2 separate regions of the Mus musculus genome follow, and region 1 is linked to region 2. Evidence: chromatin loops called from intact Hi-C (ENCODE). Cell type or tissue: heart. All regions are shown on one strand.

Evidence for each region. Peaks named below come from ENCODE experiments on the same cell type or tissue, not always from the same donor. Only the 100,000 strongest peaks of a DNase experiment are listed, where the experiment ranks them.
Region 1: it touches region 2 in a loop (1.8-fold over the local background); 1 of 42 quality-filtered maps calls a loop at or near these places.

What each region holds. Positions count from the first base shown.
Region 1 is chr3:102,128,527-102,132,526 of GRCm38, reverse strand. All of the region lies in intron 7 of Casq2 (calsequestrin 2), which reads right to left. Among named protein-coding and RNA genes, the nearest start is that of Casq2, 44 kb to the right of the region's middle. In heart, a CTCF peak has its summit at 1,844 (motif pointing left); no DNase peak of the experiment used is centred here.
Region 2 is chr3:102,202,717-102,206,716 of GRCm38, reverse strand. Vangl1 (VANGL planar cell polarity 1) reads left to right here and starts at 2,024. Exons shown (of 8, transcript NM_177545.5): 1 at 2,024-2,205. It overlaps Gm16160 (a long non-coding RNA gene), which reads right to left and starts at 2,877. Exons shown (of 3, transcript XR_375921.3): 1 at 2,447-2,877; 2 at 1-916. In heart, no CTCF peak of the experiment used is centred here; DNase peaks (open chromatin) are centred at 2,076, 2,516 and 2,996; H3K4me3 peaks cover 2,943 bases; H3K27ac peaks cover 2,549 bases.

The sequences.
Region 1 (4,000 bases), 74 kb after region 2:
AGTGTTGGGATCAGAAGCCAGGTCTTCTACAAGAACAGTATGTTCTTAGCCCCTGAGCCATCTCCTCAGCCCTCAACGGGAACATCTCTATGAATGTGGGGAGCTCCAAGGAGGGGTTGGAATTTGGGACTATGGTTGTTTGAGGATGTGCCCTAGGAGGGATTGCCAGAGAAAGGAAAGCAAACTAGGGAGCTTGTCAGATAGCACAGAGAATTTCATATTTACATCTAGGGCAGGAAGGCTGCCTGTGTGTTGATTATGACCAGGGAAGAAAGAGTGAGAGTTTGGAGCAGCCTCTTGTATAGGAAATGTGACCCTCTGGAGACTCCATGCTATGAGAGGGAGAAACAAAGCCAAGTGCATACTGATGGCAGCTGCCAAGAGAGAGGTATTCACTGGGAAGCCTAGTGTCATAACAGAGTCTTCCTATGGGGGTGGGGACCCAACCCCCTCCAACCATTTCCATTTCGATTGATTTTAATGCTCCTGCAATCCTATCTAAATGCTAATTTTCTCCCTTTGAGTTTGGGATGAACAAAACCTCCCAAAATTCCAAGATAGATTAAATAGAAAATATTATTATTAAAAACAAGAGTGGGCTCTGCGTTGGCCCGATCCCCTGGGGAGTTGAATGTTACAGACATATATGTGTGTGCACCGGGTTATTAGGAAAACCCAGCAGTGACCAGAGAGAGAGGCTGAGGTTCACGGCTGTACATTTGCTATTACCGCCACACAGACTATCCCGATCAGGTCTCATTAGGCGGTCCCATGTCTCTGTCGCCTGCCATCAGCTGGAATTGAGCACCCATAACTCTGTGAAGCAGGCTTCATTTCTGCCTGCCCTTCCAGAGTGCACTTGGAAATTGGTTTTAGAATTAAGAATCCATATTCATTTTCTGACAGGCTATTCCAAGTATGCCTGTCACTACTCTCAGCTGAGATGGGCCCTAGGTAACAGAGTTACAGAGACGCTCTCTGCAAGCATCTCAGCAATGGGGGCATGAGCCGGTATTGGGCACCTGTGGCGATGCAGGGCCTGTGCTACATGCTGGGAGTTTTCCTCAATAAACCCACAATGCAGTTATCCACGCAAGCCCATGAGTTATCCAGTTGCTTGGTGAGTATCAGTGTACACAGGGAAAACGAGTGCCATGGGCCAGGGTGACAGTGTTCTCTGAGCCTAGAGCCTGGGCTCTGTAGATCACCCAGCTGGCCTGGAGACAGTGGTGTCTTGAATCTATTTTTTTTTTCCTTTCTTTTCTGTTTTCTTCTCTTTCTTTCCTTTCCTTTCTTTTTTCTTTCTTCCTATTAAAGTTAGCTTACAAAGCAGTGAGATTCAATGTGTCATGGGAATTCTCTTTTGTTCATTACATTTTATTTTATTTGAGACAGGATCTCACCATGTTTCTCTGGCTGACCTAGAGCTCCCTATGTAGACCTGGCTGGCTTCAAACTCACAACAGATTCCCCCCCACCCCCCTACTTCTGATTGCTGGGATATGTCACCTCCCAGCTGGACATTCTCTTTTGAGTTGGAGAAATCTTCCCTCCACAGCTGTATGATAAGCTCCCTGGCAGAAGGCACTCTGCCTTAAAATAGTCACCAAAATGGCAACAATATCTACCACTGGCCACAAAAGAACTGGTGAGATCTGAATGTATGTCTATGCACCAAATGAGTGCAAGCAGAACTGGTAAGTTCTTTGTGAATCCCTGGACTCTGAATTGCAAATGCACATCGTGTTCCTATTCGGTACTTTAAAGAATCCTAGTGACTTATCAAAGCCATAGAGCAAGCGGAGACCCAAGTGCAATTGGCTGCTTCTGTCTAGCCCAACGCCCTCTGCTGGTCCATCCTGTGAGTCATAAGGGTCGTACACAGGGTAGCTTAGTAATAGCAGGAATCCAGGAGGATTATGTCTTACTGTTCTGGGGGGTGGGAAGCCAAAGGCACCCTCCTCAGTGTCTTCGGTCTTTTTGAGCCTCTCTCTCTCTCTCTCTCTCTCTCTCTGTTTGTTGGATAGCAACTCTCTAAGTAACCCCAGCTGGCTCCAAATTCACTATGTAGCACAAGCTGGCCTCCAACTTACTAGCCTCCTGCTGCAAGTGCATGCATGATTCACCATGCACAACTTGGGCATGCATGATTCACCATGCACAACTTGGGGCTTCTTTCATCTGGGCAACTCTAACTACAATGGCTCTGACATGGTGACCATTGAACTTCCAAAGTCCCCACACTTGACATCATGCTTTCAAACCATGAATTTGGGTGAGATACAGATATAGTCCATAGCATCAACAGTGAGTGGCACTGTTTGAACAAGCTCAATGCTGCTGCGTGCGGTGAATGTGCATAAAGAGGTTAAAACGAGCCTAGGTATGTAGTGGCCATGCACCAGACTCCAAGGAGCAGGGGCTGCGGGATCCACCATGCTCCCCTGCAGATTCCTCAGCTGTTTATATGTTCCTGCCTTACAATGAATGTCCTGGCTTGGCGTTGTGAATTTTTATATTGTTATTGTTGTTGTTGTTATTATTGTGTGATTCTGATGAGGGGAAAGGAGCATGCTACAGCATGCATGTGGAAGTCAGAGAACCTTGTGGAATCAGTCCTTTCCTTCCAATTTTATGTGAGTTCTTGGGGTTCCCAGCTTCCCAGGCCTGTGCAACGATTGCCTTAACAAGCCTAGCCGCTCCTCCTGCCCCAAGGTATTATACTTTGAGACCGTTTCTCCTTTCAACCCTTAGTATTTAATCTGGGAAAGCAACCTTCACTTTACCAACTCCCTTCTTAACACAGTGCAACAAATTCTTACTAATATAACTTCTACCAACTCAAAAGAGCCCAAGTCTATAAACCTCTTGAAAACTCAGTAAAAGATGGAAAACATAGCCATACCAAGAAGAAATGAGTGTCACCAACTACTGACCAGCTTGGTTACCACTATTTTATTCTATCTCCTTCATCTCTATTGAAATTCCTCAGACCAAATGAACAGATGGAAAGAAAACAAGTTATAGCCCCCTTATGCAATGGCGTTGCCTTGGGGCTACTAATGGAAGGCTCTTTAGTCCTGTCTTATAAATTATTCTGCAATACAATAATTCTTTCTTCAGAAGAAACTGCTGGGGCAGGTGTGATGGCTCAGCAGGTAAAGGCACTTGCCACTTAACGGATGACTTGATTTAGTCTTTGGTACCTGTACTGGCTGGTTTTGGGTGTCAACTTGACACAGGCTGGAGTTATCACAGAGAAAGGAGCTTAAGTTGGGGAGATGCCTCCACGAGATCCAGCTGTAAGGCATTTTCTCAATTAGTGATCAAGGGGGAAAGGCTCCTTGTGGGTGGGACCATCTCTGGGCTGGTAGTCTTGAGTTCTATAAGAGAGCAGGCTGAGCAAGCCAGTGGAAGCAAGCCAGTAAAGAATATCCTTCCATGGCCTCTGCATCGGCTCCTGCTTTCTGACCTGCTTGAGTTCCAGTCCTGCATCCTTTGGTGATGAACAGCAGTATGGAAGTGTAAGCCGAATAAACCCTTTCCTCCCCAACTTGCTTCTTGGTCATGATGTTTGTGCAGGAATAGAAACCCTGACTAAGACAGTCCCCATATGGTGGAAGACAAGAACTCCTACAAGTTGTCATTTGACTGTTATATCATCACACATAGGCACCAATACCACAGTGTCAGCCTGTGGTACACAGCCACTTTAGGAAGAGATACTAAAGAAGACATGAGACTTGGGTCCAGATAGCTTTGCACCCCAAGAATCCATGCTTATTAGTCATGTGTTCTTGAGTAGTTAACCTAAGGTGGTCATAGTTTTTCTATGTGTAAAATGGGCTAAAATAGTATTTGTCCTACATCACTTTGGAGAGCTGGCCAGTCTAAGTGAAAGGACACCAGCAATGGCCTAGAAAGTGTCCCACAGACTCTGGTTGTTTTTGTTCATAGACACTACTTGAAGCTACAATGGGAGTGGGGTGAGTCTCTAGCT
Region 2 (4,000 bases):
TTTTGTCATACAACTGTTGGGTCTTGGTAGATAGGGTGGATCATAGCAGGTAGAGCATTACAAGCCTTGGGGGAAGGAGGGAGGGACGGAAAATATAAGACCAGGAAGCTGCTGTTGCACGCATGGAAGGTAGGCATGTTGACATTTGGAAAAGAACCCAATGCATAGTGTTGCTCTTCCCCTATGCAGTTTGAAATAAACGGATTAGCAAAACAAGAGAGTAGCAGGTGGTGCCCGTGGAGTCACCTGAATTATTGATAAAGGTGTAGCTGGGGGAGTCAATGTCAGATGAATGGCTAGTAGTGCTGAACAGCTCTGCCACAGGTAGCTCGCTCTATCCAGTGCAACGCTCGGTTGCACGGACCACCACTCAGTGTCTGAATGCCTTCAGTTGAACTTTTCAACTCTGAAACTCTAGTTCATGGGGTAAAAACAAATAGTAGATAGCACTTTGACGTGAACTCATCATTTATAATATTCTGGGTTATCCTTCTCCCCTGACCCCTCTCAGAAGCATCACATTATAAGGTTACTTAAATCACCCAGAGCAAGCTGGAATGCCATTCCATGAAAATTCATTGTGGGTCTTAGTATTACACAGGACTCCTGGAGAACCTCACACTTGAACTGGGATGTCTTGCTCTGCTTTACGTGTGAAGGTTCTAAGTGGTAAGGTGAATGGGACTCCGTTTCCAGACTTCTTTGGCTTTCCCACCTTAGCAGCTAAGCATGCCGGGCAGACAGCTGGATTTACCCGAGGAAACGGGATGCTGGACTCTAGATCTGCTCTCCGGAGTCATTTAGAGGCTGCAGTTCAGGTACATGCAGATGGTGGGGTCATTGGAGTCTGGAGGCTAGGAGTGTGGAACATCGTCCTGCCACCGTGAACATCTGGGTGTACTTAGAAGGACGTGGCCTGGATGGTGGAGAAAATGGAATATAGAGGAGTTAGGAAAAAGCAGACAGTAAGGACTTCCTGAGGCTACAGGTTCCCAAACAAGGCTACTTCACAAAGAGCCTGCATTTTCGCAAGGCAAATCACCCCCAGCATTCCTGCAAACAAACTGCAGATTCAGCACTTCCCGCTGTGCGTGCCTTCGCGGGAGCATTTTGTCATGGCAGCTATAGATCTGTCATTCTGGGCATGGATTCTATGACGACTAAGAAAGAAGGGTGAGAATATTCACAAAAACAGTTGCCAACTGTTCTGCACTTTCTAATACTAGAATTTCAACCCTTCAAGGACATTAGAGTCCTCACCACTATCCAGACAGGGAAAGGAAGCTTAGCGAGGGAAGTGGTCTCAATCGGTCTGGAACTTTTGGCTCCCTGCCTTCAGAGATGCGCTCTCCTGGTAGTTTCCAGTAGGCAGGCATGTCTGCTCTGGTAGAAGAGGAGCGGGGAGAAGCTGCTGTAGGACTGTGGGCGTTGGTGGTTACGGGCTGGGTCATCTCTTGAGCTACATTGGAGTTTAAGTGTATTATGTGTGCTGAAAAATGTATGAGTTGGGGGAGGGGTAGAAATTGGTTCTTGAGCCATGTGGATATGCGGGTTGGAGCTTTTAATGATGGCAAACAATGAGGGCTTGGATTTTATGCACAATTGTAAGTGTGTGTGTGTGTGCGCGTGCGTGTGTGATCTTGGGGGTATGTTGGGGTGCTGGGTGGAGAGACATCAACCCCTGCGTCATGTATTCAGGAATTCAGGATGAAATTTGTTAGGCTGTGTGCTAGTGGGTCCACTTGGGAGGGGAGATGTCAGTCCCTGGCCAGGCCGTGTGTGTGTGTGTGTGTGTGTGTGTGTGTGTGTGTGTGTGTGTGTTCAGGATGAGATTTGTTAGGCTGTGTGCTAGTGGGTCCACTTGGGAGGGGAGATGTCAGTCCCTGGCCAGGCCGTGTGTGTGTGTGTGTGTGTGTGTGTGTGTGTGTGTGTGTGTGTGTGTGTGTGTCCCCGTGCCCCGCCCTCCGCTGCAGGTGGGCCGGGCCGGCAGCGGGGCCCGCAGCGCTCGCAGCTCTTGGCTGGCGGCCGCGCCGGGCTAGCAGGGCTGGGCTGGGGCTGCGGGGCGGCGCCGGGACAGGAAGCGGAAAGCAGCAGAGACCAGCGGCCGCGGCGGGGCTGTGCCTCCACTGCAGCCCAGCGCAGGCCGCGGAGCCCGGGCGCTGCAGCCGAGAGCGCGGGCGTGGAGCGCGACGGGCCGGCGCCGGGGTGAGTCCCGGGAGAGGCGGGCGCGGCGCGGCGCGGCGGCTCGAGACTGAGCTGGGTGGGAGGTCAGGCCAACTGCGGGTGTCCCTGCTCCCCAGCAGTCCGACTGGGGTCCGGGCCCTCGGACCGGGAGACCCCTGGGTTCCTCCGGGTCGAGCTCCCCGAGACGCGGGTCCTTCCATCCCTGCCCCGGGCTCTCTCCGCTCCATTCCAGTGCTCGGAGTCCTGGGGCAGCCTGCGCTACCTCGGACTTCTTTGCCTTGTCTGGCCTTCGGAGTGCGCCCCTGAGTGCGCGTGCCGGGTGGTGGCCAGGGAATGACGGCGTGTCGGAGGCAACCAGTGGCTGGACGCGCCTTGCAGGGCAGAACGCGATGGGGGTCCCCGCCAGGACCCGGGGTCAACTGGCCGGTTTTCCAGCACAGGAACGGAGCTGGCTCGTGTTTCTCACTTCGCTTACAAAACCGCAGCCCGGGAGGCCTGGGGGGCGCGGCCAGTTGCGCATCGCGGAGCGCAACAGGCAGGTAGTTTACTTTCAAAAGCGCCGGGGCGGAGCAGAGGCGAGCAGCCAGTCCCAGCCAAAGGAGGAGTCCCTGTCCTGGGCAACCTCGCCGCACTCGGGCAGCCTTAGACACCAGTCGAACCTTATTTCATCCTGCAGCCATTGAACTGCCCCGAGCAGCGCGCCCAGAGAAGTGTGAAGCTTTATAAAAATTTAAAAGCGTCGGTGGTGGAAGCAGGAGTGGGGGCGGAGCCGTAGCCTGGTGGGCTAAGTGATGAGGAGAGGAGAGTCGGAGCCGGGCAATCTCAATTTTCATGTCTCCAAACCGGGTGTGATGCCCAGATCGCGAAGATGAGCTCCTTCTGAAGTTCATGGAGGGGTGGCAGGGGTCTTTATTGGCATGGTTGTGTGGTTGGTGCGTGCGTTAGTTTGAACCCGTTTGAGGGGACTGTGGTCAGGAGTGCGCGCGCCCTTACAGGCGAATTCCAAAAGTTAGCTGTGAAGACTAGTGTTTTCACTGACGTGTTTATACGTTTTACGGGGTTTGCTGAAAAAATATTATAAGTTATGTCACCAATCAACAATACTAATTAGCCTTCTCCTTCTAGTGGGCGTGTTGATTACACAGCTCCTAGGCTCTGTAAGTGCCATGGCAGAAACCGTCGGAGCCCAGGGAGGCATAATTAGCCATTTTATGTAACCACTAATTAGAGTTTTTAGAATTGAATTAAATCAGTGTGATATGGTTGGGGCTTTGATGTGTGGGAGGAAACTGTTTTATTCTACATTTCAAAGCAATATCCAGGAGCATTTAGCATTTCTAAAGGTTGGCGACTCCCACTATGAATAGCCAAAACTCCCAGTGTGAAATTTTCAGGGATGCAGTTGCTGACAGTGTCACTTGGTGGCAACTTCATTTGTAAGTAAAATGAAAGACTTTGTGAGTGTCATATTTTTGAGACTGCCTGCCAAGTCTCAAAAAAGTTGTTATTGTCTTATTTCTTGAGCAATAGGATGAAACCATACAGGAAATTGAAAAGTTTCCTTACCAAGTAACAATTCCATGACAACCGTCTGTTGAAGAATTAATGTGCTGAGTGTGCCAAGTACTCTTTATCCCCCTGATGTATACCCAAAGGCACACCTTGCATTGCGTCTGATGTAGTTTGGATTGGATGGGGGCCTCATCATGCTGATTAATAATCATAGGTCTCACCTGGGCTGGAGGCTGTTTGAGATTAATTTCCTTTCTCCTTAAAGTGACCCCCCCCCCAAAACACACACACACACACACACACA